Linked DNA regions of Mus musculus: all the other regions are linked to region 2. The links are chromatin loops, found by intact Hi-C in ENCODE. Cell type or tissue: heart. All regions are shown on one strand. Region 1 overlaps Reln (reelin). Region 2 overlaps Lhfpl3 (lipoma HMGIC fusion partner-like 3). Region 3 overlaps Lhfpl3 (lipoma HMGIC fusion partner-like 3). Region 4 holds the start of Gm22887 (a small nuclear RNA gene).

Evidence for each region. Peaks named below come from ENCODE experiments on the same cell type or tissue, not always from the same donor. Only the 100,000 strongest peaks of a DNase experiment are listed, where the experiment ranks them.
Region 1: it touches region 2 in a loop (4-fold over the local background); 2 of 42 quality-filtered maps call a loop at or near these places.
Region 3: it touches region 2 in a loop (11-fold over the local background); 7 of 42 quality-filtered maps call a loop at or near these places.
Region 4: a loop joins it to region 2, with 2.6 times the contacts of the local background. A loop is called at or near these places in 2 of 42 quality-filtered maps.

The regions. Positions count from the first base shown.
Region 1 is chr5:21,981,891-21,989,890 of GRCm38, forward strand. It overlaps Reln (reelin), which reads right to left. Exons shown (of 65, transcript NM_011261.2): 29 at 6,763-6,920; 30 at 5,037-5,244; 31 at 3,907-3,983. Among named protein-coding and RNA genes, the nearest start is that of Slc26a5, 120 kb to the left of the region's middle. In heart, a CTCF peak has its summit at 4,601 (motif pointing right); no DNase peak of the experiment used is centred here.
Region 2 is chr5:23,221,358-23,229,357 of GRCm38, forward strand. All of the region lies in intron 2 of Lhfpl3 (lipoma HMGIC fusion partner-like 3), which reads left to right. Among named protein-coding and RNA genes, the nearest start is that of Gm17434, 89 kb to the right of the region's middle. In heart, CTCF peaks have their summits at 3,929 and 4,151; no DNase peak of the experiment used is centred here; H3K4me3 peaks cover 570 bases; H3K27ac peaks cover 480 bases.
Region 3 is chr5:22,959,139-22,967,138 of GRCm38, forward strand. All of the region lies in intron 1 of Lhfpl3 (lipoma HMGIC fusion partner-like 3), which reads left to right. Among named protein-coding and RNA genes, the nearest start is that of A930003O13Rik, 220 kb to the left of the region's middle. In heart, a CTCF peak has its summit at 4,364; no DNase peak of the experiment used is centred here.
Region 4 is chr5:22,530,383-22,538,382 of GRCm38, forward strand. Orc5 (origin recognition complex, subunit 5) reads right to left here. Exons shown (of 14, transcript NM_011959.3): 4 at 7,140-7,214; 5 at 3,381-3,492. It overlaps Gm22887 (a small nuclear RNA gene), which reads right to left and starts at 4,461; the gene lies at 4,355-4,461. In heart, no CTCF peak of the experiment used is centred here; no DNase peak of the experiment used is centred here.

The sequences.
Region 1 (8,000 bases), 1.2 Mb before region 2:
ACTGTAGAAGGGGGACTGAAGTTTTCCAAATGAAACATCATGGAAATACAGATCATCTGCACCATCTGAAAAGGTGCTCTATCTGCAGTAGTTTTAGTATGTTCACAACTTCATTGATGCTTCTCTCCTTAGGAACTCAGGGCTGGAGAGATGGCTCAGCAGTTAAGAGCAATGGCCACTCTTCTAGAGGTCCTGAGTTCAATTCCCAGCACCCACATGGTGGACCACAACCATTTATAAGGGGGCTCTGATGCCCTCTTCTGTCATACAGGCATACATACACATAGAGCCTTCTTGTACATAAATAAATACATCTTTAAAAAAAAAAGTGGAGACTAAATCTTTCTCCTCTGAGTTCAGAGGGGTTTAAGTAACTTACTTCTAATGAACAGAATATGGTAGGAGCCATGTGGCTTTTGAAATTTGGCCATTAAAAGCATCACACTGAGCCGGGCAGTGGTGGCACATGCCTTTAATCTCAGCACTCGGGGGGCAGAGGCAGGCGGATTTCTGAGTTCGAGGCCAGCCTGGTCTACAGAGTGAGTTCCAGGACAGCTGGGGCTACACAGAGAAATGTTGTCTCGAAAAACAAACAACCCACAAGAACAACAAAAAGGCATCGCATTTAGCCTGGAGTGGAGCTCAGTAGTTCAGGGCTCACTAAACAATGTGTGAGCCCTTTTAGCAGTACAAAAAGGAAAAAGGAAAGGCTTTGGGTCTTCCTCCTTCTGGCTCTGTGGCTATGAGGAAGTAGACACATGTGTAAGATGTTCTAACAGTCTGTGGGCAGGTCTGGAAGGATGGAGAGATCTGGACAAAGCCTCTGGCCTGCTCTTCAAACAGATCACCCATCCCTCAGCAGAGTTCCCCAACATCTGTCCCATGTGTCCATTGCCTTGACTGAAGCCCTCATGAGAGACCCTGACCTAGAGCCCATCAGCTGAGCAGTGTCTTCTCCTGCCTTGCTGGAGAAGGCAACACACATTTGTTACTTTCAGGCACTTGATTTATGAAAACTTGTTATGCAGTATACCATCCCAATCCCCCTAAATCAGAATTTGCATGTTAGCAAATGCAGATTCTGAAAGATCTGAGGCGGTCATCAGAACATGAGAGGCATGCTCAGGAGGCGTGTCTTCCATTTGCAGCTTGCTTTTGCCTTACCCCCTCAATAGCTTTCTCAGGAGAAATGCATGCAGCAATGAGGTCTACAGAGATGAAACTTTAATCCTGAACTGGGATGAGGGAGGGCCTCCCAGACCAGCACGTGAGTGGAGGAACGTCAGGAGGAGAGCAGCAATATCCACAGTCTATGCCAGTTGCTAAGCCTCATTAACTGTGTCATCTAACACATTGTACATTTGAATAAGCCAAGTCATTTTAGCACTTCTACTGAATGTTTAAAGCATGTAAGGCATTTATTTCTCTTTTTAAACTATGACTCCATCTGCATTCTGCCTACTCTTATTGAAGACAGCCTAATTTTGACTTTAATTCCAAATATGTAAATTGATGCTTCAGCTTGAGTAAGTAAAGAGTCTTCACTTTCATCCCTGGGAGAGATTTGCTCAAGGATTTAGCCAGATTTACATGCTAACAGCCAGGCTTCAGGGAGAGGGTGAGAAATGCCTATGGGATGTGAATTATGGATAACACCAAGTCTAAGGAAATGGCTCAGGGCTAGCTGAGAACAAACTGCTTGTTCCTAAAGGGAGCCTAAGGAGAACTAGCCCCACAGTGCAAAGGGCATCTGTAGCAAGTACAGACTATGTTTTATGCCAATGATAAGTATATGTTACTCACAAAGCCTTTTTAAATCTTATATACAAACAGGGGTACAAATATGGAATTTTTGCAACACTCAACTTCCGTTGGATTAAACTTATCAGCTGTCATTTGCTTGCTTCGATGGCAGCCAGACTGCACTATCAAAGTCACGGTCCCTATGTGCCTTGCTTTCCATTTCAACAGTTCGCTTCTGTAGTTCTCTCCAAATCTCGCATCTTCTTCATTACTTTTTGTCATAGTTTACTCCCCGAGGGATTTTTTGTTTTAACTAGACCTGGCTGTTGGGTGGCCATTTTTGTGGTCTGTTTCTCAGCCTACACCTGGGGTTCTTTCTCTCTGTTACATGGCTGACAGCACTCAGCAGATACTCAGCATTTTGGAATGAGCACATCAGATAATCCATGAAGAAAATGTAGCACAATAAAGAAAACATTGTATTTTTATTTTGTTTTAAAGGGTTATTTGTTACTGCAGCATAACCTAGCTCATTGTGACTGTTGCATAGGTGGTAACATTGTGGTGATATTTTATCTGCAGTACCCACAACATATCAGACTTAAAACAGACTGCATAAAAAGATGGCCTAGTCGGCCATCACTGGGAAGAGAGGCCCCTTGGTATTGCAAACTTTATATGCCCCAGTACAGGGGAACGCCAGGGCCAAGAAGCAGGAGTGGGTGGGTAGGGGAACAGGGTGGAGGGAGGATATAGGGAACTTTCGGGATAGCATTTGAAATGTATATAAAGAAAATATCTAATAAAAAAAACCAGACTGCATACACATCTGTAAAGGACATGAAGGAATACAACATGGCCTATTAAAGTTTCTAGACTGCTTCCTCAGCAAAAGCATGATTTGCATAATTAGAGTAAAAACATTAAGACAGTCACAGGAAATCATTGAAACCTTCAGACAGGGATGGCACAGAGAAGATTAGTGTTAAGCAGGGCTCTCCACAGTCTGCTGACTAGCGGGTTCTGTTTGGTCCAGGGCATCATATATAGCCACAGCCTGACACAGTAACAAACTTAGATGTTTGTTTACATCTAAGTTTGTTACTGATGATTTAAAAGCCAATGCTGTTTTAAGATGATATAGCTCGGTGCCAGAACCATCGGAGAAGTCTAGATTCTGTGCTTAGAACCAGCCATATACAGGGCTCCTGAAGGACTCCTAGCATACCCACATGAATGCTGGAGCCACTTATATTTCAAGGCTGCTGTTGGATTTCTTTAAGAGAAAAGTGGGAACCAAAAGGACTGAGTAAGAGTAGAGTTTAGGTCAGGAAAAGGGAGGATCAGTCATATGATGCCAAGGGCATACATCCTGGAGTTGGTGGTTCAAATCCTGGTTTGTCTACTTTCTATCTCTATGCATGTGTAAGTTCCTGGGCCACTCTGCCTCCCTCTCCACTCCTCATAAACAGTTCCAGGACAGTAGTATCTATGGCAAATAGGTACTCAGAAAAGAACAAGGATTCTGTCCCCTCCAGAATGTCCAAGAGCAGAAGCATAGTTTAATATAAAATTCAAAAATTTTCTGTACAAACAAGTTCAGTCTTCACACTGAATACAAAAATCTCTCCTACTGTTTCCCCCTCTCTTTGGGAGCTATAGAGAAGTAGAACTCACTAAAACAATTGTCATTTGTTTCTGTCTGGACCCAGGGCAGTCATGGATTTCAGGCTTAGGAAACTCGAGAAGCTATTGGAGTGGGGGTCTGCACAGCCACTTTTTCTATTGAAGCAGAACACAGAACGGAGGGCAGGTATGATCTAAGGAAATGGAAGTAGCAGTTTGTAAAATCCACATCAGACTTTGGGAGGAAAACAAAGGCTAATTAGCTAAAGTTGCTATAACTTCTATAGAAAGACAGTAGCCTGGGGCTGGAGAGATGGCCCAGCAGTTAAGAGCACTGGCTGCTCTTCCAGAGGATCTGGGTTCAATACCCAGCAACCACATGGTGGATCACAACCATCTGTAACTTCAGTTCTAAGGGAGCTGGCTTCCACAAGCACCAGTACACACATGGCACACAGACACACATGCATAGGCACCTCGTCAACATATAAACCGCAAAAACTAAGTTACAAAAATTTAAGACACACTTCAGCTTACCCTCATTTCTAGCCCGTGGTTTGATGCACGTAATCCCTGATGTTTTACTTCCAATTTGTATATAAAACTGAACAAGTCTGCGAGAACCAAACAAACACACAAACTTCAGTTTAGTTACAAACAAAATAAAAATAAAAATTCCTGTCATTCTCAAGTACCACTTTTAACGCCAGATATAATAAAGATAATAGTAAGTCATGCTGGCAAACATTTAACATGTTAAGTGATGTGAACAACAACCTCATTCTGTATAAAGATCTAAAGAAAACAGGTGAACCCTATTTTATCGTGATAGCTGATGTAATTTCATGATCAATTACAAAATGTCCAGATAATGTAACCTTGGAAACTCAAGGTGAGGGGAACAATGAAGCTGAGAAGCTGAAGCCCCTTGAAGGGCAGCCAGCCCATCTGACACTGACTTCCAGGGAGCTGGCACCCAGTGTAAACTGTGCCTCAGCCGTGATCCTGCTGGGCAGGCAGAGCTTTGAAGACAGGATGCTGAGGGGACGTGGACAGACAAGACAGGAAAATATGAAAGGCAACACTGCAGGTTTAGTAAAGACTTTGCCTAAAATTTATTCATTTTTCCTCGTTTCTTTCCTTCTAATTTCCACGTAATTTAATTGATGTAAAAAAGCAGTTTCCTTTTAGGTGTGCTACTACTATGTCACTTGACCTTAGAGCCAAACAGTTCTCGGTTCTACCAGTAGGTGGCAGGGTAAGCATCTCATGTTTATGGAGGCCACTTTTCAGTAAATGACCACAAATGGCTTGCCCAAGTTCATGGAGGAATCGTTTCAGACATCAAATCCCAAGTTGGAAATACATTTGCCCCATCAGTTTACATTAAGAATATATGAGTTTACAGAACTCATAAGATAATGCAGAGCTTTTGAAAACTAAGGTGAAAAATTATATATATTAGACATAGAGGCCTGGGCAACAAGTGTATGCTAATATCAAACTCTAGTGTCATCTGTTCACATTGCCCATCTATTTTATCATGCAGCTTACGTTAAGCTTCATATTTTACATACTGTAATCCACAGGTAGAAATACTACACAAGATATCCCATAACAATAGTCCACTATATTCAAAAGAAATGCTCGAATCGACGACAACTTGCCTGATATTCCTGGTGTCCAGTGGGACTGTCCTGGCTTCCCTTTTCCCAAGGCCATTAAAGTAGAGGGACCTGCCGTCATTGAGGGTGCCACAGCCCGTGCCAACCTGACCCCCGGTGATTTTGTACCACAGTGGGCTTAGCTTCCCCTCAAACCTGTCGAACATCTCACTGTGGTTAGGGGTGTTTGACACACAGGTTCCTTGTGCAGCTGCAGGGGAGAGAAGCATACATGTACAAGTTTCCTTGGAATCACTAAGTATTCAAGATATACTTGACGTGTGGGCAAGGAAGAGCCTTTATTATGCAACCGTCTGCCTAAAGACAGCCACTATTACTAACATAAACATTGGTGTCAGGAGTGTGGTGTATACCAGAAATCCCAGCACTTGAGAGACAGACAAAAGGAGATCTGAAGTTCAAGGCTATCCTTGGACACCTTCTAAGGTCAAAGTCGGCTTGGGCTGCATGAGACGCCGTCACAAAGCAACAAAACAAACAAATCAACGAGATTCGCCATTTTTTTTCTTTCAATTTCTAACTTTTAAAAAGGACTTTTAATTTTTACAAACCATATGTATGTGTGTTTCTCTGCATGTATGTACATCTGTACAAATGAATATAGGAGCCTGTGGAAGCTGGAGGTATCAGAACCCCCACGAGCTGGACACACATAGGGTTGTAAGCCACTGACGTGGGCGCTAGGAACTATACTCAGCTCCCTGCAAGGGCAGCATGAGCTCTGAGCCATCTTCCAGCCTTTGTAACTTATTTACCATCAAATGAAGCCTGATGCTGGTAATGATGGACGTCCACGGTTGTTCCTACCTAGAGGGTTTGTGGGAGCAGAGATCTTGCCCACATTGAAGCCGCCCATTCACTGTCTTTCTATAAGAGTCTTGTAAGGAAGGGCAATACAGAATTTTAAAATGCTGTCCTTGAAACTCTGTTACACACAGAGGCTTGCAAGAGCGAGCCAGTCTGTCTTTGGTTGCTTGCCAGATGAAGGCCCAAGTACTGACAAGCTGAGAAGGAGCCTTTTGATGCTGCTGCCAGAAAAACTTTAGAAAAAGATTTTGTAGCTTAAGATATTTTCTCCAATTTTATGCTTTAATCTCGGCTCTCTTGAAACTTTTGCTATGGTAACACCCAAAGGTGAATGTTGCAAAAACAACTTCTCTTATATAAAGCTCTTTATTTTTGATAGTTTTAGGCTTAGAATTTTATGTTGCAGTTTAATTTTAAATGGAGAAAAGCATATTTCAAGTATATATTCATTCTCAAGAGCTCAGGGAGACCCTGCACACATGCCGTTAAGACCTTGGTTTGGGTTTCTGAGACTGCATGATTGTATGAGCAGAGGCAGGGTCCATTTCTAGCAATGCTGAGCTACGTGACCCAAGAATTGTTTAAAAACAAAAATCCATTCTCTGCCTCAGTTTCCTCAAATGTAAACAGGGTCAACAGTGCTGTGGTACAGTTATTCATTCTTAGAATCAAATGAGATTAAAAACAAAAGTGTTTACTGTAATGTTTGACCTGATCTAGGACTGACGCAATGGTCAGTATGATTGCTTTCAAATAACAAACACATTCGCTCTAGGGCGTGAGACTTAGCAGGTTTTCTTTTTAGGTAGCTCGAGACCACAGGGCATCTAGCAGCTCAAGTGCCTGAATGCCCAAGTTCTACAATTCTTCAACACTGAGAATGATAAACCAGGGATCTTACCTGTGTACCCCAGGTCACAAAAACACACCCCCGAGATGCAGTCTCCATGGCCACTGCAGTAACTGGGACAAGGCTCAGATATGTACACCCCATCTAAGCCAAACGGGGGCACATTCTTCTGAGAGCTGCTCTCTTGGATCCATCGGAATCTGGTCTTGCTGTTGGGAGAAACAGGTCTGTTCTTACAGCCACATCTCACCAAACAAAGGAATGCAGAAGGGCTCAGACAAACTATTATGCCTCTGAGTGTCATGCCTGCTTCTCAAACCTGCCTGATTTCTTCTTCAGCATGAATAGTTTAACATCCAGGAGGAAATAGTTACAATGGCCTTACAAATTTTTCTAAGAATTCCTTTGATGTTAGATATATCATAGATTTTTGTGTATTTTCCTATCCCATGCTCTTTTAGTAATAACCCAAGATTATTCTTTAGTTAATTTTCACCCTTCCATTATGTTAATTTTATGCTTATCTTTAGAGAGGCCATTTGAAAAAAATCATTTATGATTTGACAATTTCATGTATGAATATGACATTTTCTATTTTGATCGTGTTTACTGGCCATAATGCTCTCTTAGTTCCCCACTGCTCCCTCTGGACTCCTTTGTTCCAAAAAATTATTTGTCAGTCTTTTGAGGCCATCAAATACAATGATTTTTGTTGGGACACATAAAGGGACTCTGGCTATTTGGCATTGACAACGGAAGGGGAGAGCCTGTACAGACAGCTCCACTGCTGCTCATGGCTGCCTCATTCCTTCCAATCTCGCTTTAAAGCTCTTCGATTCTCATTCTGAGACTTCTCAGTAACCAGATGGGATGCCTATCAGCACTGCTACTTGTGAGAAAACAAAGAAAAATCACTGGGACCATCTGAGTTGGGAGTATCAAATGGAGTGAGGCTTCACGCCTGGGCAATTGCTTGTATATCTTCACATTGTACCTAGCAACTGATACCTGCTTCTGGTCTCAACACTGGTGATTCAACATTGGGTTTGAACACAAGTAAATTAGTGTCATCAAAGTTGCTGGCATAAGAAGAGCTTGAGAAGGATCGAGAGAGCACTGGGTGTGGCCCCTAGGTACCAGGTCTTGCCTGAAGAGCAGTAGACAAAATATGAGGAAGGTAAGTTCTGTCCTGAATCATAAATTGTTTGGGAAGGAAAGAAACATGAAATAGTTGAAATCTGTTGATGCAGCTGTCCTCAAAGGTGAGCTATCCTCATGAGGTTGTAGCC
Region 2 (8,000 bases):
CCTGAGTTAGTTTTCTTACAGAACAACTAAAATTCTCCAAGTCTTTGGATTTCAGTGATTTCTTTTTCCTCTAGTCTCAGCTGTGTTCCTTAGGGAAGACAAACACACCACTAACATTGATGTCATTGTTTTGAACACTTGGAGAATGTTGGGTACTGACTAGGACTGTCCTGAGTGCTTTCTCTGTGCTGCTCAGTAGCATCCTCACCATGTGCTCATGAGGTAAGTGCTACTGTGAGACCCATTAACAGATAAGAAAACAAAGGTACAAAAAGACAAGATAATTGTCCATCCAGGGTCAAACAGCTAGCAAGTTGCAGGGTCAAGGAATGAGCCCAGCCAGCCTGGTTCTCGGAACTGAGCCTTCGCTGGCTACAAAGCTCTCAAACGGGTGTCCCTGCACAGCGTGAATGGAATTCTGCCTTTCGTCTCTGAGGCAGTAGGGCTGAGCTGTTTGGCGATTTACTTTACCTTTAACTATTCTGTTTTTCCCTCCCACACTCTCAGATGATGGAAATGCTTAAAGCAAACTAAGGTAGTATGAGACCTCACCATGTAAGTGTGAGCATGACTGCTTGTGGGTACAGCTCTATTTTGTGTGCTTCGGGCCGTCCACTCCCGCATGTTTGCTCTGCTGTTCTCTGGTTCCCGCTTCCAGCGCTTGGCACTTGGGCCGCATGAACTGTCTTTTTAAGTCATAGATTCTATGTCTTTGTTCCTGACTTAATACCTGTGCTTTACCTACACACAAAATCCGGCACAGGGTAAGAACCAGAGAACACACAACTGTCTGCCTGGTATCTTCTCAGCGACCTGGGAGTTCTGGAGAACGCAATGAGTTATTATTTTCAGGCAATAAGCTGGGGGGTTGTCAGCTTTCAGAATTCTAGGCACTTGCTGACGCTAAACTGCAACTGACTACTCCAAGGTGGAGAACTACAAAGGCTGTTCTACTCAGGCTATGACCTTCACCCAGTACCAGACACGTTCGGTGTTCTCTGGGGCTGGGGCTCTTAAATGGACTCCTGTCCTGTCATTCTCCATAGGTCTTGATCACACCAGGTTACAGGAGCTATGGACAGGGATGAGAGATTTTTTTGTTTATTTACTTTCTCCTCTCTGTACATACATATATGATGGACAAACATACATATGTGGAGGATAAAACCGTATGAAAGAGAAAGAACAACGGGCTTTAAGCTAGATATGAGCTGAAGCAGGCATGCACACACACACACTCATGCTATTCCTTTTGGTGTGGCTTGATTCTATACAAATCATATTTTCACTCTGAGGCTATTTAATATAGGGCAAATTGAATTTCCAGAATAAGAAATTTGATGGGAGGAGATATTTGGGCCTGACAAGAGTATATCTGGGACATTTAAAATACAGTTTGGGAGTTGGAGATACAGTCCTGTGATAAAGTGCTTGCCTGGCATGAGTAAGCCCAAGCTCAATTTCCAGGACCAAATAAAATAAAGTTTAATCCTGTCTTATCGTCTGTTCCCCACCACACACCTGCGCACCCACATGTGTGCACACCCACATGTCTTCACACCCACATGTGTGCACACCCACATGTCTTCACACCCACATGTGTGCACACCCACATGTCTTCACACCCACATGTGTGCACACACCGTACTACAGTCTGAAGCTTGAAACTTCCTCATGTCCTCAATTTCGCTGAAGTGTTAGTGTGTCTTGAAGTTGTTGAGTTGTATCTTCTGAATAATAAAAATTTTAAAATGAAGATGTTCTCATAACAGCTGACGAAACACTGCCCAGTGTTTGGGACTCAAAATATGCAGTGTTGAGACCCCCAGACCACCATTTAGACATGCAGAAAGCCAAAAGTTATTAGTGATGGATCTTTTGTTTCAAACCCCTTAATTTATAGACGATGACTGAGACCTTACGAGAGACAGTAGCCTCAAGAGGAAACAGGTTAAACTCCCATCCCCATCTTTCCCCAAAGCATCCTATCGAGAGTGGTGGGCATCAGAGCTCCCTTCTCTTGGGACAGACTTCATATACAGAGTTCCAGCACAACTTGGTAGAAATTAAAGTGAGTGAGTCTGCATCCCCAGAAAGGACTCCAGCTTTGCCGTAAGCTGGAGAAAGGTAATATGGCTCCCTACACCATGGATTGATGTAGGGACCAGCTGACTGCAAGAAGTCCTTGGGCCAAGTTTGCTCATTAATTGCTTAATTAACATTAACTTGCTCATTGGGCTTGTTGAGAGTCCGCCTCCACCTGCATTTTCCACAGGAAGTTATCGGAAAGTCAGGCTGTGCAAAAAAGTCAGGACTGCCAGGGGGCGGGGAGGAAACAAACTAGTGTTCAGTTACTAACGAAAGAACAGCAAGGCCCAAGAAGGAAAAGTACAAGTAAAAAACCTGCTTTACCTGGTCCTTCAAACTCACATAGACACGCACGTTTCAAGTCGAAGCATCTGATTTCTTCATGCAGTACGGAAACATTTCAGGAAATGCCCAGATAGGCTGGCGTCCGTTTCCCAGGAGGCTGCTCATTAGCTGAGCGCTGGAACCCGGCAGGTGAACGCCACCGTCTCTCTTTTCCAGGATGTTTTTTTAAGATTTATTTATTTATTTGATTTATGTATGTAAGTACACACATCTTCAGACACACCAGAGGAGGGCATCAGATCCCACTGCAGATGGTTGTGAGGCACCCTGTGGTTGCTGGGAACTGAACTCAGGACCTCTGGAGGAGCAGTGAGACATCTCTATGATCGATGAGACATCTCTCCAGTTCCCCTATAGTGTGTTCTTAAAGAGACCAGAAACCCTGCAACAGAAAATAATCTAAAAGCCAAACAGGCAATCATAGAAACACACATGTCAGTATCCACCTCAATTCTGCCTTCATGTGCACACAATTATGAAATCCAGATGTTGGCTAAATATGCATGGTCCTTCTCATGGGCTGTCTTTTTCCATAGCAAATGCACGGCACCTTTGGGCAAACTTTTGTAGAGGACAAAGAATCATAACTGAATTTAGCATTCTGGCCCATTTGAGTTTTTTATTTAATTTATTTATTTTTATGTTATGTGCATTTGGTGTTTTGACTACCTGTCTGTGGGAGGGTGTCAGATCCCCTGGAGCTAGAGTCACAGACAGTTGTGAGCTGCCATGTGGTTGCTGGGAATTAGAAAAGTAGGCAGTGCTCTTGACCACTGAGCATCTCTGCAGCCCCCATGTTGAGCTTTAAATGTAATTTTTTTTTCCAAAATAGTCTGCAGGAACCTTCCATGAGTCGCACAGTGACTGGGACTGGGAGGAGCAGACCAGACATGGACTGTCACAGAGTTAATTTGGTGTGTACATCTTAGGTTCAGAGGCCACTGGGTAAATACAGCAAAACAAAAAACTGTGAGCCAGGAAAGCATTGCCATGATGGATTTCAGCTCCACAGTTTTAGCCAAGCAGAGGCAGAGGAGCGATCCATCCGTCAGGGAAGTGTGCAGTGACTTTTAAAGCTGCCCTGTCCCTGAAGACTGACAGACACACCCTGTTACGTGGAGAGGATAGCGACTAGAACTTGGAGAAATGATCTACCAGTCTTTTCTTAGCCACAATCAATGTCCTAGCGTTACTAGTTCTCCACATAGGACAGCTGTGACACTGTCCGAAAAAGGAAAATGGCCCCTTCAGGAAGCCTTGCAAGGCCATTCGTCCCACTGAGGACGACTCCTTGCTTAATCCTTCTTTAACCAGAGAGCTCCCTGAACAAATCAATCAAGCCAGCTATGAGTTAGGCAGAGATGGCTTCTCCCCCACCACACACCCATCCCTCACCCCCACACCCACCGCCCCTGCCCAGCCACCCCCAAGGCTTGTTCCAAATCCGTCCTAAACAGCCGAGGACTAAGAAAATCGCTGTCCTAGTGAGACCTCAAGTGGAGAAACTGAGAACTGCAGGTGAGGAAAGGTGGGTTAAAAAAAAAAAAAAAAAAAAGGAATGGGGGGTGGGGGGAAGGAGGAAAGATGAGCTCCTGTGAGAACCACTGGCTCAGCCTGAAATTCTTCCTAGATGGAAGAAAGGGGGCACTGCGGCTGAGGGCTGAGACCACTGAAATGTCAGCCAGATGAAAGGGCTTGGTGAGTTTTCACCATGTGACTATGCAGCCTCGTTTCAGAAATGGATCCTCTAAAGTTAATCCATGCCACAGGGAAATCTGCCCAATTTCGCATTTACAGTTACTCCAGAAAAATTCCAGAACCTATGGAAGGCTCTAGATTCGTCCAGTTCTTTTTTTTTTTTTTTTTCCGTCTTTTTAGGGGAGGCCTGAAAACAAACTGAGCCTTCAAGATTCAAAAGAGGCAGCCCATAGAACGTGGGTGTCAGCATGCTAGAGAGTCCTGAGGTCGCCTGGTGCCTGGGCGCCAATACAGGGCCCACTCTTGCCCTTCCACACTGACAGGCGCTGGTCCTGGGGACTTCCCGGGAAGAGTAAGTAGGTTGTCCCTGACTGACAGAAAACTTAATTGTTTTAATTGTTTTCCAAATGCAGCCTCCAGAAGAGTGACACTCTCATCTGGAAGCTTGTCTGAAATGTAAATTATTGAGCTTCGGATCTAGGAATTAAACACTCTAGCAGTAGGTCCCAAATGCTGGCCTACTGACAGTTGAGGCCTCTGATTTTGAGATCCACTGCCACGCAATGATTTGCAAATGTCCAAGGCAGAAGATTGCAACTCTCTATTTATTTCAAAAGTGGTTTCTGGCTCCACCCCTACAGACACATAGCAGCTCAGCAGAGAGCAGCGGGAAAATTGTAAGTTTCGGACAAGAAGGAAACCCACAAGCTTCCATTTAGCAAACTTTACTCTGGAGAAAAGGAGCTTTCTCCTCAGTGGTTAGCCTTCTCTCTGAAGTTGGAAATGAACATTATTTTAACTTCTTACCAGGCCTGAAAGAATCTGTTAAGTATCCAGGTTTTCCCTTTGAAAAATTAACCCTTGCAACCCCTGTAGGGGAAATCACAGTGACATGTGTCTCTGAGGTAAAATTTTAATAATAATGATATATCATTTTTTAAAAGATGTGCACTGCTGGGCAAGCAAGCCTGGGATTTCCAGACAGATCCCAGCTCCCAGAGAGTCTGTCTCTCCTGAGAGATACTGAGAAACGTCATAGGCTGGAGGTCTGGCCCCATGTGTAGCAGAGTTGTAGCAGAACCCTTGCATCTGGCAGGAACCTGGAGGGATGGCACCTCAGCTTTGAAGTGGCCTTTTATCAGTGATTGTTAGCTGAGACTTTGCAGGGTTAATCCTTTTGAAGGATTCTCAGAGCCTTTGCATTACTTAGTCCAGAAACACGCTTGGCAAACCAGGAAGTCTAGCTTACCGGGAAGAACTGCATATGTGTCTGTCAAGACAACTCTCAGATCAGATAAGGAGTTTTGCTGTGTGGAAATTGACTTGCTGAAGGAGCTCCTAGGAAGCTATCAATGTTCAGTCCTTCAGAGGCGGCTGCTCCCTGTTGCTGAGAAGGCTAAATCCATCCTGCAGTAGCTCTTTCTTTCAATTGTCCTGCATAACCCAGAACACAGACACCCACGTGTGGCTGCCTTTGCTGCTTCTTCTCCCACATCTACAGGCACTTTCCAGAAGGGCCCAAAAGTAGAGTCATTGTAACACCACTGGGGAAAAAAAATAGTTTTTAGACTTTGAAGTTCTGGGCTGCGATGTGCCTCAGTTGTTAGAGTGCTTGGCTAGCATGCATGAAGCCCTGGGTTCCATCCCCAGCACATGACAATCCCAGTATGGAGGTACACACCTTTAATCCCAGAATGGGGAGGAGAGGCCAGCCTCTACTCCTCAGCTGAGCAGCAATGAAAAGCTCGCCCACCACCACCTCTGATCTCTCTTCTTCTCTCCTGTGTCCACTTCCTTCCCTCTCTCCCTATTTCCCTTGTCTGCTTCCCTCTCTCCCTGTTTCCCTTGTCTGCTTTCCCCACTTCCCTCCCCCCCTCCCCCTTTCCTTGCTTCTGTGACTTTCTCTGGCTTTTTTCCCTTCCATCAAGGTCCCTCCCTATAGTCCTGGGAAATGAGCGCTCTCACACACCCAGCTGGAAACCTCCCCTCATCCACCTCTTACTGAGTGCTGAGATCACTGCGTTCATCCCACCCACCATCCCCCCGCATCTATGAGGGTGCTCGCCCCCCATCCATCCACCCACCCACTCCCACCTCACCACCCTAGCATCCCCCTATGTATCAGGCCTCCACAGACCAAGGGCCTCTCCTCCCATTGATGCCAGACAAGGCCATCCTCTGCTACATCTGCAGCTGGAGCCATGGGTCCCTCCATGTGTCCTCTTTGGTTAGTGGTTTAGTCCCTGGGAGCTCTGGGAGGGTCTGGTTGGTTGATATTGGTGTTCTTCCTATGGGGTGGCAATCCCCTTCAGCCCCTTCAGTCCTTCCCCTAACTCTTCCCTTGGGGTTCCCATGTTCAGTTTGATGTTTGACTATGAGTATCCACCTCTGTATTGGTCAGGCTCTGGCAGAGCCTGGGACGGGGGCCGGGGGGGGGGGGGACCACTCTACCAGGCTCCTGTCAGTAAACACTTCTTGGCATCAGCCATAGTGTCTGGGTTTGGTGACTGCAGATGGGATGGATCCCTAGGTGGGGCAGTCTCTGGATGGCTTTTCCTTCAGTCTCTGCTCCACTCAGAATCTGTATTTTCTTTAGACGGGAACAATTCTGGGTTAAATTTTTTTAGATAAGTGGGTGGCCCTATCCCTCAACCAGGGACTGTGCCTATCCACTGGATATGTTCTCTACAGGTTCTATCTCCCCTGTGTTGAATATTTGGCTAATGTCATTCCTGTTTGGTCCTGGGAGACTTTTGTTTCCCTGGCATCTTGTACTTTCTAGTGTCTACCCCTGGTTCCCCACCCCCCACTGCTACACATCTCCATTCAATTTCCTGACCCTTTGACCCTCACCCCCTCCTCCCACACCTGATCCTGCCCCCCCCTTTTATCTTCTCTCTCCTCTTACCCTCCAAGATTCCTCCCTCCCTCTACTTCCTGTAAGTATTTTGTTCCCTCTTCTAAATAGGAGTGAAGAATCCACACTTTGGTCGTCTTCTTCTTCTTGAGCTTCATATGGTCTGTGAGTTTTATTGTGGGTATTCCATTCAAGCTTTTGAGCTAATATCCATTTATCAGTGAGTACATACCATGTGTGTTCTTTTGTGACACCTCACTCAGGATGATATTATCTAGTTCCATCCATTTGCCTGCAAATTCCATGAAGTAATTGTTTTTAATATCTGCGTAGTACTCCATTGTGTAAATGTACCACATTTTCTGTATCCTCAGTTGAGGGATATCTGGGTTGTTTCCAACTTCTGCTTATTACAAATAAGGCTGCTATAAACATAGTGGAACATTTGTCCTTGTTATATGTTGGAGCATCTTTGGGTATATGCCCAGAAGTGGTATAGCTGGGTCGTCAAGTAGAACTATTTCCAATTTTCTGAGGAACCACCAGACTGATTTCCAGAATGGTTGTACCATCTTGCAATCCCACCAGCAATGTAGTAGTATTCCTCTTTCTCCACATCTGCTGTCACCTAAGGTTTGATCTTAGCCATTCTGGCTGATGTGAGGTAGAATCTCAAGGTTGTTTTGATTTGCATTTCTCTGATGACTAAGATGTTGAACATTTCTTTAGGTGCTTCTTAGCCATTCGAGATTCCTTGATTGAGAATTCTCTATTTAGCTCTGTACCCTATGTTTTAATGGGGTTATTTAGTTCTCAGGAATTTAAGTTCTTGAACTCTTGGTATATATCAGATATTATTAGCCTTCTATTGGATGTAAAGTCGGCAAAGTTTTTTTTTCCCAATTTGTAGGTGCTGTTTTGTCCTATTGTCAGTATCTTTTGCCTTACAGAAACTTTTCAATTTTATGAGATCCCATTTGCCAATAGTTGATCTTAAAGCATAAGCCACTGC
Region 3 (8,000 bases), 260 kb before region 2:
TCTTGGAAGAACTTGAGAGCGACGAGCACACAGTGTGTCAAAATCCTTTCTTTTCCCTGACAAGTGGGCACACACCTAAATACTCTGAAATAGTATATGATAATACATCTTTTTGACATCATAAATTTTATTTTACTTAAGGGATAAAGTGTTTTTTTTTCCCTCCATGTCTTGCAACATTCTTAAGGTTTTGTCACATGTTTTACACGTTTTTTAAAGCAAGAAAGGCAGACCTGGGGTTAAAGGAAAGGGACGGTGGGAAGCCTACCAGAAAGCAGCACACTCCACACACAAAGGAGGGGTGAGAAATGGTACTGGGGTTGTGATCATAAAATAACCTTTGAGAATTTCACAAGAAAATAGTCACTATTTTGGTGTATAAATAATCTCACAAATGCCTGCTGCATTAATAAATCAGCCATGTATTTCTCTCGGAGTGGAAATGCAGCACCTATAACAGGAGACTTCTCTTTACAGTAAGATGTTAATGTTGGTCCTGCCACTGTGCACCTGTAACCTCAACCACTGGGGAAGGTAGAGCAATAGGACTACAAACTGCAGGGCTGCCTGGGCAACCTAGCAAGAGCCGGTCTCCAAACTGAAATAGAGGAAGAGCTCTAGGGCTGCAGTTCAGCAACAGAGTACTTGTCTCACAGACACAAGTTCTCCATTCAATCCTAGGATCCATATAAATAAGTAAATAGAGGTCGGAAATACTTTGCAAGTTAACAATTCTTTACATTTGAAAATTTGAGGGAACCTTAAAGAGAGCCACTTCTCTCAGACTAGTAAATCAGAAAGCTGAGCTCAGAGCGACTGCATCTACCCTGATTACCCAGTGAACCAAGACTAGATATCAAGATTCCAAGCTTTCAAATATTGCTCATTCCGTGGTCCACTTCTCCCTCTCCCTGGCTCTCACGGATTCTCTTTGAGTGTTTGCACAAAGTCTAGTTACTCCAGAAAGAATGAATGTCAAAGGGAAATTTGAAGCTTATTTAAAAGATGTAATGACAGAATTGAATATGACTAGCTAAATTATTCCAACCAAAAATTTTACTGCAAGTGTAATGTGCAAGTTTTATACATTATTAACAAATAAGCTTGTTTTTAATGTGTGAAAAGTGAGTGAGCACTTTCCACTGACAAGGCCTAAGAAAGAGCTTGAAGGGAATCGACACAGGCAGGCTGCAGAGTGGGTTCCTTTCTGCATTCTTCAAGGAGGGAGAGGAAAGTTTCCTCTCTTCTCCCCTTTGCCAAATAGTGGTTTGTTTGTTTGTTTGTTTGTTTGTTTGTTTGAGACAAGGTCTGACTATAAAGCTCTGAGATCATTCTCACTACGTAGACCAAACTGGCCACAAACTTGCCTCTCAAGCGTAGTGTTACTGAATTGAGCCTCCACCATACCCCCTGCTGATTTCCTGAAAGGCCTGTGTTCCTGTATTCAGGACATCTGTGTAGAAGGCACTGAAGGGAGCAATCCTTTGGGAAGAGCAATTAAGGAATTTGTCTTATAGTTGCGGTTGCAAACATGTTTGTATTCACTCAGTTCATTTTAAATGGTTTGGAGAGAGAATTAATGGTGGATATAGGTGATTCTACATCCTTATCACCCCTCCCAGCCACTGGAGGTGATTAATAAAGGATAGACTTGCCCACCTGAGTACATAGTGAGTACAGGTTTTCCTATTTATTCTTTATTCTATTGGTGGCGGTGTTGTTTTGCCACAGCGGACGCTATTTCACAGACTTTGTGCCTTCAATTAGCATTCTTATATATTTACATCTTGGCCTTGGGTTTTTAAAAGAAAAGGATTAGTTCCAAAATCTCTAAAGCCATGTCCTGTCTGCCATGGCTCCCTGAGATCTTTCCAAATGTATTAAACTTCCTGCCAGTCCCACATGGGCTCCTTGTCCACAAAGAATCTTTCCCCAGAGGTTCTGTTTTTACCTTCCTCGGGTTTTTCCAATGAATCTCATTATCATAAAATACTTCAAAATCCGAAGAACCCAGATAGTCTCATCTTTCCTGCATGGCAAGCAATGCAGCCGATCTTCCTTTGATTTATATGCTGGGTAGATTTTTATTGAAAACCAAATATAAACCAGGCACTGCAATTCTACAGATATTCTATTCTTTCCTTAGAGAAAGAGACATATAGTGGACTTGAGAGAGTCCAGTTCAACAGTTAAGAACATGTATTATTTTTGCAGAGGACCCAAGTTTGGTTTCCAGCACCCACAGAGGGCAGTTCACAATTTTTACTCCAGCTCCAGGGTATCTGACACTCTTTCCTGGCTCCCATAGGCACTGCACGTGTATGCACAAACTCACATTCAGACACACATATTCATATAATTCGAAAGAGAGGGAGGGTTAGAGAGGATGGGGGGGGTGGAGCTCAGATCAATAAAGTGTTTTCTACGGAAGCCTGAGGATCTGGGTTTACATTGCCAGCACCCTTGTGAGAGCCAGGCTTGGCAGCATGCCTCTGTAACTCCAGCACTAAGCAGGAAGGGGACAGACAGGTGGACTCCCAGAGCTCACAGACCAAGCAGTATAGCATGGTCTATATGCATATATATTATTCATATTATAAAATAATATGAAAAGGAAGATAATTATTAAGCAGGAAACTGTGATGCCTGTATTAAACAGATAACAAAGATACTATGCACCAGGAAAAGCGCAATTCTTGTTTGGGGATGTTAAGAGAAATGGGAGGGAACATGACTAAATCTCAAGAAAAATTTCCTAAGAGAAGTCAATCATTAAAAAATTAAGAAATAACTAGGCAGGAAACAAGTTATGGAAAAAAATATCCAAAGGCCTGGATGCAAGGACTAGGCAAGAGCATATGTAAAATTTCAAATGGTTCCATGTTTGGAAGGAGACAATGTTAGGAGGAGTGGGAGGTCATCCCTGGGGAGTTAGAGGATGGGGGGGGGGTATGTCAGACTGTGGTCTATGCAAAGCATGTTCTCTAAAGAATGGAGAGTGTGTTGTAGTTTGCAAAGCTGTAAGTTAGAAGATAAGTGAGGAGGCTGTGGATACCACCTACAAATAATAACTAAAAATGTTATACAAGTCTGAACTGGACTAGGGAGAAAGATAATTGAGAAGTACATAAAAATCAAGGAAACCTTTGTGATTAACTGGCCTTGTAGTATATGAGAAAGAGGCAGGAGCCAAATTTTCACTAGACATCTCATGCATCTAGTGTGAAGATTGATGTGCCGGGCATTAAAGGAGCTTTACAAGAAGGATAATGAGTTTGCTGGGTCTGAAAGCAGGGGACACTCAAACACAGAAGTTTGGCCTCAATTAGAAGTGCAGACAAGTTAAGTAATGCTTGATAATACTTGAGTAAGATTGCCAGAATGATTCCAAAGACTTAGAGTAAGACCAAAGGCCTGGGAACTGCCCACATTTGAAGAACAAATAAAATAAAATCCAAAGAGTGGGAGGAGGAAGGGAGGGAAGCAGGAAGGGAAGGAGGAAAAGCAATGGAAAAGGAAGGTTTACCAAGGTGGGGTAAGTTTTCATCCCAGCACACTGGAGGCAGATTTAAGAACATCATTGCAAGCTGTGGCTAGCCTGGGCTAAACAGTGGGTTCCAGGACAACCAGAGGTATATGGCGAAGCGCCAGGAGACTGTTCAGTAAGAAAGGCAGGGAGGCAGTTGGGGAATGGAAGCATCATTACCAGTTGCTTACCATGCAAGTCCTATGGGGAGGTTCAATGTTTGGAAGAACAGAAGAGGATCCATTAAATCGTGTCAGGCAATGTCAAGGCATTGTTTGTAGGCTTGGTCAGAGAACAAGTACAACCCAAAAAGCAGCGGGCAGAATCTGCATGTCTAGATGGACGCAGAGGTGGATATGAATTTGGTATAAAGGTAAAAGATGAAGAATGATAGCTAGAAGAAAACTAGAGGGAAATGGGTCAAAAGAGAGTGATGGTTTAAGACAGAGAGGCAGTGAGGATGGGCAGAGAAAACACAGCTCTAGATGTTGGGCAACGTGACAAGGGGTACAAAGAACTGAACATGATCCCCAAAAGCCCCTGAATCTAAAATAGTTATGTGAAGATTAATTAGATATAGGAACACTTGAAAAGACCGTTGGAGGACAGGAAACAGTAAGTTGCATGGGATTGGATCCAGTGTCCCTCCACGTCGAGTGAGTCAGAGACTCCAAGTGAGGCAGAAGAATAACGAAAATGACTGGAGATAGTGGGGAAGGCACTGACGGGGAGGAACTTCTCTGCAAACTTCTGGTCACTTGTGATCTCACAAGATTAGTAACTGAAAGGCCAGAGTAGTCATGCTGGTTATGCCGGCTTCCAGCTCTGCCCAGGAGGTGGAGTAGCTGAGCAGCTGGGGTGCAGACAGTAGGAAGGCGAATTTGGTTGAAACTGACAGAAAGTTAGACTTATTTTTATGTTGTTTTCAAAGACCTACTCTCAGTTACCAGTGACAAGGTGTCAGCAAGGGCCCCACAGTCTAACAGGCCAGCCTCTTCTACCCCTTATTCTCTGACCCCACCTCCTTTCTCATTTTCTCCCTCTTCACCCCTTATTCTCTGACCCCACCTCCTTTCTCATTTTCTCCCAAGTCCCTCATTTCTGGGCCTAAATTTGGTCTGTGATTTTTAACTCCCTGTGATGGAACAAGAAGAGCTTAAGCCTTTTTTGTTCTAGTACCAATTCTATTTTAACTGATGTCAAAGAATACTCGAGCTCTAACCATGAAGAAAGACTCCAATGTCTGTCTCTGGGCAGCTGTTGACTTAGGCAACACACAGGGCTTCCCTCCTGGAGGGAGGAACTAATCAGAGATGAAAGAGGAAGATACTTTCAATGTACTGCATCAGATCGCATCATGGAAGAAGCAAGAACTCATGGCTTGAACATTCCTTTTTCTTGAGGTTATTTTAAATATATATATACACTATCCTATTGGTTCTGTAGTATGGTCCTCAGCCAGGATCAAGAACAGGTTTCCCTATAGGGCATGTCTCTCTAAGCTGGAATTATATGTGTGTGTGTGTGTGTGTGTGTGTGTGTGTGTGTGTGTGATGTATGTATGTATATATACACATATATGATGTATATGTATATGTATTGCTATGCTGACTCAGTTCAAGGTTCTTCACTACTAAAAATCTCTGAAAATAAAAATCCAGAAGTTCTGTCCTGGAGAAAGAGGTCACTTTTGGAGCACTTGGTCTGGAAAGCCCATAAATGTAGGTTATATTCCCTTAAGTTTGCCAACTTCTCCTTGAAACATTTATTTTACTTACTCTTTTTGAAATTTCCATACATACATAAATGTATTTTAATCATATCTCACCTTACTCCCCCCCCACCCACCCAGGACATCGTATAAACTCAAGTCCTCCTTTAACATTTATTTATTTATTTATTTATTTATTTATTTATTTATTTATTTATTTATGTATTTATGACTGATTCCAATCAGTCCTTTCCATATTTGTATGGGCATTGGGTCATCCAGTGAGTCATGGAGAACCTTCCAGAGCTACACTCCTAAAGAGATTTCTATCCCTCCCAAGCTGCCATCAACTGTCCCTCAGCTAACGGTACAGCCTTGGCAGCCCCTCCCCCTATGCACTCTGAAAAATGTAACTGACTTGATCTTGTGCAGGTCTTATGTTGCTAACTACAGCTTAACTGTGTGCTACATCTGTGCTGTGTCAGAGGACACATTTTACAGTATTCTTCCCCACCCATCAGCTCTTCCATCCTTTCTGCCCCATCTTTCATGATGTTTCCTGAGCCCAGCAGGCAGGAAGTGCATATCAAGTCCCATCTACAGCCAAGCACTCACAGCGGCTTGTTCTCAGAACTTTGACCAACAATGTGTCTCTGTGTTAACCACTACCTCCTGCAATTAGAAGTTTATCTGACCAAGATTGAGATCAGCACAAATCTATGGGTGTAAACATAAATATTTAAAAGGCAATTTGACATCATGACCATTTTAAAAAGCAATATCAATAGGTTCTCCCATTGGGCCTTAATTCCCTAGCCACAGTTTCTGGCCATGTTTCCAGTGTGCAGCATGGATTCCCTGCTGTGGAGTAAGCCTCTATTCTAATCAAGAGAGCAGCTGATTGCTACCATAAACAGTTCTACCACTGATGTACCAGTGGACACATCACGCATGACAAGTGAGTACTATGACACACAGGGTCCAGTGTTGAGTTGGTTGTATTGATCGTATTGTTGAATTGACAGTACTGATGGACTCCCACCAATAGCTTGTATAGAACCTTCCAGCACTATAAAAGCGAGTTGGCAGGGACCAATATTCAAAATTTATTTCTCTGTATCCTACAACCAAAATGTGTGCTGTGTTCAGCAATAGGGTCTGAATTATGGTTGACAACCAAGAGCAATGGCAGCAACTTGTCTAATTTGTTTAATAAGATTGTGGCTTCTGTCATTCAACAAAAGTTTCTGAGCACCTAGCTTGCACCCTGGCACAGTCACAGGGATGCAGTTAAGGAAAATGACTCCCTCATCATAGCAGCTTGTGGTGATCTCTGTCATAGGAGGTTACGTTTGCCTAAGTCAGACTAGGGTGGCAAAGGAAGGTGGGGGCAGAGTTACGATCAGATTCCTGCTTTGGAAACCTCCTTCATGCCGGGATTTAAAGAGTTCAGAGCCACGAGTCATGAGCACCTGACTAATATTCTCCAGGAGCAATTAGTAGCTCCCGCAGCCCAGAAATAGCAATGAAAATAAATGTAACAGTTCAAGGTTTCTTTGCACTTAGTGAAAGAACTGCTTATACAAATTAAATTTTTCTGAGTTTGTTTCAGCTGACAAAATACCCACAGAACCCAGAAATTATTTTTATTTCCAACATACCACTGATAGAATCTTTGGAGTTCCATGTACCTCAGTTTCAGCTTCCCTAATATGGAAATATGAAGAATTATGAAGTCATACTGGAATTCCCACTCTTATATCCCAGATTGCATCTCCTCCCTGACCCTCTCCTCTGCGGTAGGCTGTCTGTCCATGTGCACACATGCCTGACCCTATCCACTGTGGTGGCCTGCCTGACCATCTCCTTGGCTGCGGGCTGCCTTCACACCCCACATACTCTGCATCTTGTCTCATAGCTCAGTCACCTTGTGCTAATCACTTCCTACCACTTTTCCTGAAGTCACGCAAAGTCGTTTTTTTCTTAACCTCCTTTTGACATTGAAAGCTCTAGCTTCTACTCAGAGTTATCTTGCTATGAGAGGAAAGGAAGCCTCCTTCTGCTGTGCACAGAGACTTAGGGCCATTGTGTTTTACTCTAAGACCACATGTAATTTGTTTTCCATCAAGGTTCTCAAATGTTTTAACCTATTCAATGGATTTCCCTCTGTCCGGTAATTGCAAATTGAATTATCTAGTCCCCCTGCCCTAGAAGCTAATGTTGCCTGCTGTGTTATTAAGCTCCTGTTGAAAGACAAACTATAAAAAATTTAAATTAAGGGTTTTTATACCACTTTGACTGTGCCAGAAATTTTTCTTAGTACATTTCTGAATGATAATTTTTTAGTAGTGAAAATCGACTCTCTACCCTGAATAGATTGTGACCAGTAATGGGCAATTTATGTGAGTGTAAGGTGAGGAAAAATTTCCACATGACTGTGTCCTCCTGAGAGATTTAGAATAGTGAAGAAAGCGCTGTCAAGCCAGGAAAACAATGTCCTCTCGCCTGCAAAGGACTGAAGAGCCCTATCAGGGAGACATGACGATACATATGTGATCATGTAAGGCCATCAGTTACATCATGTGCTTCTGCTTTAAGCCAAGTTCTTGTCCTGGAACAGCATTTGATGAGATTTAAGGTGTGTTGCTCCTTGACACACTGAATATTTTAAGCTGAAAAGAGTTGAGAAATGAGTGCTGAGAGATGAGTGTTAAGAAGGACTCTCTGACCTTCCCCTGGAGCAGATGCTCCTGTGAGAGGTGC
Region 4 (8,000 bases), 690 kb before region 2:
CATACACAATAACTAAGGCCTAAAGCACCCAAGGCATGTCTGATCTAATAGCCTGGGATTACTCAAAGTTATGAAAAAAAAAATCATGCCTAACAAAAGCTGAACTACTACATAGCACATGAAGAGAAAAACATTTTGATTGGCCTGAGTGTCCTATAATTTTGCTTTTAAGGCATGACCTATCACAGAAAAAGCCACCCTAACATAGACAGAACTTTTCTGTAATGAACAATTAACTGTAAATGAATATACTCAAACATCAAACAAAAAGCAATAAAAGGCTGTGGTACCAGAAAAAGCTAAAATTAGCCCTGGAATAATAAAACAGGTGAGTCCCACCATCAACCCAGTTTGCGTTCCTTCCTTCCCTTCCTCCCTCCTTCCCCCCTCCCTTTCTCCCTCCCTCCCTTCCTTCTTCACCCTAGGGTCTCTTTGTGTAGCCTTGGCTGTCTTAAAACTCTCTATATAGACCAGACTGGCTTTGAATTCAGAGATTAGTCTGTGTCTGCCTCCACAGTGTTGGGATCAGAATAGTGCACCACTATATCTGGCTCAATCGGGTGAGCCTGAAGGAGCTCAGTAGTCTGTCTGAGCTGAGGAGAATAATGATGGTGTGGAGTTAAGACAGCTGGATTTGCAGGCAGTGTATTCAAGGACATAGAGCCATCCTAAAGCGATGGAAACATCATATGGCCAAGTAAGAACAATTTCTGTGGATCAGAAGGAAGTGGGAACAAACAATTATTGAGAACTAAAGGTTAGACAACACCCAGCTCACATGGGTTAATTCTTCATGTTACTTTTAGTCAGAATGCACAAACCATGATGAATATGAGGCACTCAGTGAGATTCCAAAGGTGCTAGGTCTTAGAAAATTAGCCCTGGAATAAAAATTATTCTAGATCCTTTCTCCCAAAACATATGAAATATAGCCTAAGAATGTTCAAATCACAATATCTATAATTAATTTTTTAAAAAGGTAGCTAGATGGAGCTTAATACTCGGGGAGGGGGAGGGAGAGTTAACAGAAAGAAAACCAAAATGGAAAAGTAACAGGTTAGATTATTATTATAAATATGTTTATATGTTCAATGGTACAGAGAAAGGGGCTCTATGATGAAAAATTCCAAAGGAGGGCAAGATTAACTTCAGGGAAAAACAAAACAAAAACAAACAAAAGATGAATTTAAAGACAGAAAAAAAACTACGCCAAAAAAAGTCAAGTCAGGGGCTGGTGAGATGGCTCAGTGGGTAAGAGCACCCGACTGCTCTTCCGAAGGTCAGGAGTTCAAATCCCAGCAACCACATGGTGGCTCACAACCATCCGATCACGAGATCTGACTCCCTCTTCTGGAGTGTCTGAAGACAACTACATAGTGTACTTACATATAATAAATAAATAAATCTTTAAAAAAAAAAAAAAAAAAAAGTCAAGTCAAGGACTTTTAGTTTAAATAAACTGCAGTGGGACAGGCTCACATGGCCTACAACAACTAATACAGTCCCAGGGAAAATGAAAGCTGTGAATGAGGTCAAGTGTACGGAGCAATAATGACTAAGTCCGCTTAGATCAGTGGTTCTCAACCTGTGGGTTGTGACCCCTTTGCAGGTTGAAAATCCTTTCACAGGGGTAGCCTAAGCCCATCAGAAAACACAGGACACCTTACAATTCATAACAGTGACAAAATTACAGTTATGAAGGAGCAATGAATTTTATGGTGGGGGTCACAACATGAGGTGTATTATAGATAGCATTAGGAAGGCTGAGAACCACTGATTTAGATGAAACTACATTTATGTATCTAGACTAACAAAAACACACTAGACAGAATAGATGATGAAAGCTATTTTCTTTCTCATATTTATATTTCATTAAAACCAAAAGATTATTACAGGCTCCTAGTAAGCAGAACCAAGGGCCATATAATAATGAAGGAAACAGAGAATATGGGTGGAACACATAGCGAGTGAGGTAGGAAATTATGTCACTGAAAATTTCAAATTGTTACAGAGCAGGCAGGCCTTACCTTATGCTGATAGTAACTAAACCAAATCTAATCTTATTTCTACACTGCAACACTACAAAGATTGCTAGTTAATTTTGTCCTGAAATTTCAACCATGTTTTACATCTTAAAACAAAAAACAAAAAAACCCCAGACTCTACAATATTGTATCCTTTGATCTAAACCTCTTTCCTATTCTTCTCCCATTTTTCTTTTGTGTGTGTGTGTGATTTTTATGGATGAGAACTATTAAAAATAAGGTCTTTATCTATTTTGAGTTCCTCTAAATAAAAAACAGTTAATTAGCTAAACCAGGAGGTGTTACTTGGCTTCTGTTCTTGTGAAAACAGGCAACAATGTGTTGTTCTCAGCAACGAATGCTTATAGCTCATTAGACGAGCGGGGCAGTGTTAACAAGGCCGAGGTCATGGGATGCTGTTTCCTCCCAGCCTGCTACACCACCTTATGCTTCACAGTTATAGTCTTTAAATTGGAGGGATCTTCTCTGTATAGTGATAGCTCAAAATTCAATAATCTACAAGACTATTAAACAATATAGAAGGACCGTGAAGTACCATGTTCTTCCAAAGAGAAAAATTATTAAACCATAAAATTTAAGATTAAATATACCCACCTAAAATAGACAAGAGAACTAGTATTTGTTAGAGTAATAGTTACAGCAATGACAAATAAATATATAGAATCAAGAAACAGTCACCATGGGACTTAATTCAAGTATATGACAAAGATTTCTCCCCAATTCTCCTCAATGTATGTTACCAGTCTAGTGTGATTCTTATTTGTGTGGATGTTATCATCAGTGTGTGTGTGTGTGTGTGTGTGTGTGTGTGTGTGTGTGTGTGTATGCATGTATGTATGTATGTTTACATCTTAAAAAAAAAAACAAAAACAAAAAAACCCCAGACTCTACAATATTGTATCCTTTGATCTAAACCTCTTTACTATTCTTCTCCCATTTTTCTTTTGTGTGTGTGTGTGATTTTTATGGATGAGAAGCTATTAAAAATATGGTCTTTATCTATTTTGAGTTCCTCTAAATAAAACAGTTAATTATGCATGTATGTATGTATGTATGTATGTGTGTGTATATATATATATATACACATATACATATATGTGTATTATATATGTATATATATATGCTGTTAAAAGTATACTATTAATAAACACATAAGACCTGCTCATTTAGTAACTATGAGAATTGCTCCCTTCACAGTTGTAAAATGCAGAAATAGAAGCATTTTATTTGAGACTGACAGCAACAGTTGATGATATTTCAATCTAACATTCTGTAGCTTAACATTTTGAATAAAAATCTTAACAAGGATTATTTGCTCAAACAATTGAAACTTACCTATGCTATAGTCAGGGAAATATAAGACAAATGGCTCAAAGCATCCAGTATTTGGACGAAATTTTTCCCAAATAATCTCACTGAGAAAGATAACAGTCACATTTCTGTCAGTCTATAAATAAACAGGAAGAAAAGTAACTTAGTATTTAACAATCCCAGGGCAGTAATTCCCTTTGGATTTATCTTCAACTAAATTCAGCAAAGCTTAATATATGTAACAAATTATTTGCATATTAATAAACTGTATTTAGAAAACCTAATCAGAGAGCTCAACCATTTGTAAATTTTCATACATAATTGCTTAGAATTTCCATTAAACTGTAGGTTAATCAACATTTTAGTTATTCATGAACACTAGAGCAGTCATACAGAACTTATTTTGTAGATATTAAGAAACACATCTGTTGGAAAAATTAAGACAAAATCTTTCTATGAGAATTTTTAAAAATCATAGGCTTTCAATCAATTGACAACAGAAAAAGAAAATTTAGCACTTTCCATTATTAAAACAGTTACAGCAACTCAGAGAAAAGGAAACATGGAGTTGGATCAAAGTAGATCTGCCATATTGTATAACTTCATATTATATTTTTATTAGATAGTTTATTTAAATTTAAAATATTATCCCCTTTCCTGGTTTCCCCTCCGAAAACCCCCATACCTTCCCTCTCCCCCTGCTTACCAGCCCACCCACTCCCGCTTCCTGGCCCTGGCATTCCCCTACACTGGGGCATAGAGCCTTCACAGACCCAGGGCCCTCTCCTCCCACTGATGTCTAACTTGGCCATCCTCTGCTGCATATGCAGCTGGAGCCATGAGTCCCACCATGTGTACTCTTTGGTGGTTTAGTCCCTGGGAGCTCTGGGGGTACTGGCTAGTTCATATTGTTGTTCCTCCTATGGAACTGTAAACTCCTTCAACTCCTTGGGTCCTTTCTCTAGCTCCTTCGTTAGGGACCTTGTGGATGACTGTGAAAAAATATGGAATGCTTCACAAATTTGCACTTCATCCTTGTGCAGGGGCCATGCTAATCTTCTCTGTATTGTTCCAACCTCAGTATGTGTGCTGCCGAAGTGAGCACATAAGTTATTATTAAGAAATATTAAAGCTTTCTGTTTCTTTTGTTATAGAGGCAAGACCTCACCCTATTTCCTCAGAATATTTATCCCAGATTCTTCCCTCCCTAGACCATTACCCATCCTTAGGGGAGATGCCATGTGTACTTGATGGCCTCCTGACTCTATGCTATTGGTCAGAGACCAATACTATATTCTAGGCCTTTAAGCTATAGAACCCACCCTCATGGTCACGTATACTTTGCAAAAGAGTTTCTATGTAGTCACACCTTAAGCTTTATTGTGCACATGAAACTAGACTGACTGGACTTACTATTACCTGGAAGCCTTTCCCCAAATTGTACTCTGTATTAAATATTCTAAGAATGAGCTGCCCGACTTTGGACTTCATTAGAGTCTGACCTAGTTGGTGAAGGCACTGGGGCTCATTTTCATGTCTTCACAGGATTAGCTTTCCTGCCTGGACACCGGCAGAGAACCCTCTCAGGAAAGACTCTATTTCTCATAAATACAATGCCAAGGTTCTACTACTGAGCTATACACCAGCCCCCAAAGAAAGGACTTTCAAAACACTTTCTTTTTAGAAATTCACTGATTTTTTTAAAAATTAATTCTGAATTTATTTAGACTTACAAAGTATGCTCTATCCACATTCTTGATGATAAAGCTCGTGGAAAACCAACAGATTTATTTGTATTTATTTAGTGTGCTCACGTATATAGCACCACTTGACTATCACACATGGCTGTGGAGATCAGAGGACAACCTGTGGAGTTGGGTCTCCATGAGCATGTTGGTTTCAGGCAAAGAACTTGGGTCACCAGGCTTGGGGGCAAGAACTCCTAACACTGAGCCTTCTTGCTAGGTAAAAGGCATTTTATAAAATTAGTTAAACACGTATAGAAGTTGACAAGAACAAAGATCAATGATTTTAAACTGGTAATATTTCCAACTGTTCATCTTAAAAATCTTCCAGTATACAATGGGTTTTATTACAACTTAAATTTCCTTTGACTTAGATACTTAATGTAAAAAACAGGAAGTGTTTACTAAGTTAACCTTAAATTTTTTTCCAAATAGTTTCTATAGTTAAAACTAAGACACAAGTAAAAGGCCTAATACTGCCAAGGTCACCTGAACACGATTACTAGGTATAAGGAGAAAACAACAGGAAAGACTATGACAAGAATGAGAGACAATGAGAGCAGCCATTTAAAACCCCACACAGCCACAAAAACTAACAAAATGAAAGGAGGACCAAGCACAGGCAGGTACCTCAATACAGTACTGACCTCACACCTACCCCCTAGAGTGCTCCCCACCCTACCCTCCTCCCCAACTCTCTACTATATAGGTGAACCTTCTTCCTCCCCAATTCTTTACTATAGGTGAACCTCGAGAGAACACAACTGTGAACCACGAGAAAACCACTGTCTCTTGGGAGACAATGATTTCAGTGGCACCTGGGAGTCCCTCAAACTTTCAGCATTGCAATCATTTGAATCAGAATTATCTCTAATAGGCTCATGTATATGAACAACTGGCCTTCAGTTGGGAAGGTGCGGAGCCTTTAGGGGCAGGGCCTTACAGAAGGCAGTAAGGAAATATGCCACTGGTTAAGCCTTAAGGCCCCACTTTCCATTTCTTTCTTTCTCTCTCCCCTTCCTTCCTGTATAGGGATGGAACAACTTGGCTTCCCAACTGCCAGGCTGGCCTCACACTCCTGCTGCCGTGCTCTCCCACCCCATGAGGGACAGGATGTCTTGTGGAACTGTAAGGCTTAAAACCCCTTTCTCCCCAAGGTTACTGTTCTATCACAACAACAGAACAGGAACTAGAACAAGCAGTTTCTCCTGTTTTAATACTGTATGCAACTTTCAAAGGGGAAGACTGCCCTGGTTCTTACTACAATGTTATACTTAACACTTTAATACAAAAAGCATACAGCTAGGAAGTATGTTCAAAACACTATGTTCAAACCACTGATAATAAAACCAAACTAAACATTTAAAGCAACCACAAAATTTAAATTACTCTTAAGTAAAAAGAGCAAACAGTACTTGTCTGCTTAGCTAGCTCTCTGCTGTTGGTGAATAAAATTTCAACAGGAAATAAGCATAACTATTATGAATCTAACATTCCTACATGAACACTGGTAAAGACTGAATTCTCTCATCAATTTTATCAAATTATTCAAATGTTTGTGCTTTTCCCCTATGATAACTACTCTCTAATCTGATGCACGTGCTTATTAAATCTTCCTGCTCTTTCTGCATTACATGGCAATTACAGCTGCTTTAAAACTATTCGATGATAACACACAGTAAAGTGGAGAGTTGCATGGTGACACTGTATGGCTAGTGGACAGAAATCCAGATGATCAGAAAAAGCACAGCATGACATGGTAGATGTAAATGAAAAGATATTTAAGAATTATTGTAGAATCCAATGTCTAGCCCTCTCTCACTAATGAGTGAACGCTTAAAATTCTTTAACAGATAAGAATTACTTTATAATTGAAAATGAAAAGCTAAAATAATTTAATAAGTCTATCAAGTCATAAATTAATATTACTATGGGTAACCGAACTGTGATCATGATAGAGAAACCCGAGACTATAACATACTGGGTAGGGACAGACCTGGTCTATGCCAAGGGAAAGTCACTCTCACTCACTACTCACCAATTCTTGCAGCCTAAGGAGCCCAGGCAAAAGATTTGCTTCCATGTCTCTTAGATACTCAGCTTTATCCAGAACCTTTAGAGAGAGACAGCTATTTGAAAACCAGTTCATAATCTACTTCATAAAGTACAACACATTGTAAGACTTTTTAAATTTTTCCATGCTACAAAGAAAAGTTGTAACTTTTTAAGAGTAAATTTGAATTTACTTCCAAACGGCTATTGTTTGTAAAAATATTTTAAACAGATTAAGGTAAAAAACCTAGATTACTAATAGCATAATTTAATCTAAATAGTCAAAGAGAAAACATGCCACTGCTGTGTTTAAAGGCTGTTCTCTAATTGCTCTACCCAACACACAGTATAAAGTTCTGACTTCATTCCCCACTTTAAAAACAACACAAAACAAAACAAAAAACCCCACCTAAAACCCTGCAAGTCTTTATTGCCCAAGGAAGACAGAAATATATTCTAAAATTCATCGCAGAAATTTTCCTGATAAAACTTTACAGCTACACATACAATGTAATGTTTAAACTGCTGGAAAACTCAAAGACTGAGTTTTGTTCAGTGTTATAATGCTTGTGTTGTAACATTTTCCTAAAACACAGACCTACGTGGTAAACACTTATGGATAACATCACAATATATAAGAGCAAAATGGTGATGAGTTTGGTCACATTAATGACTATTAAGACTGACTAATGAGGCCATAGGTCTTTTAAAAAAAATATAACCAGCCACAGTATCATACATTTAAAAATTTAATGATAATACTCAAATTTCTTCAAACTTGTCCCAAAAAGTCACATTAGTTTCATGGGTGATTAAAGCTTCATGATTGTATGAGTTCATATAGGAC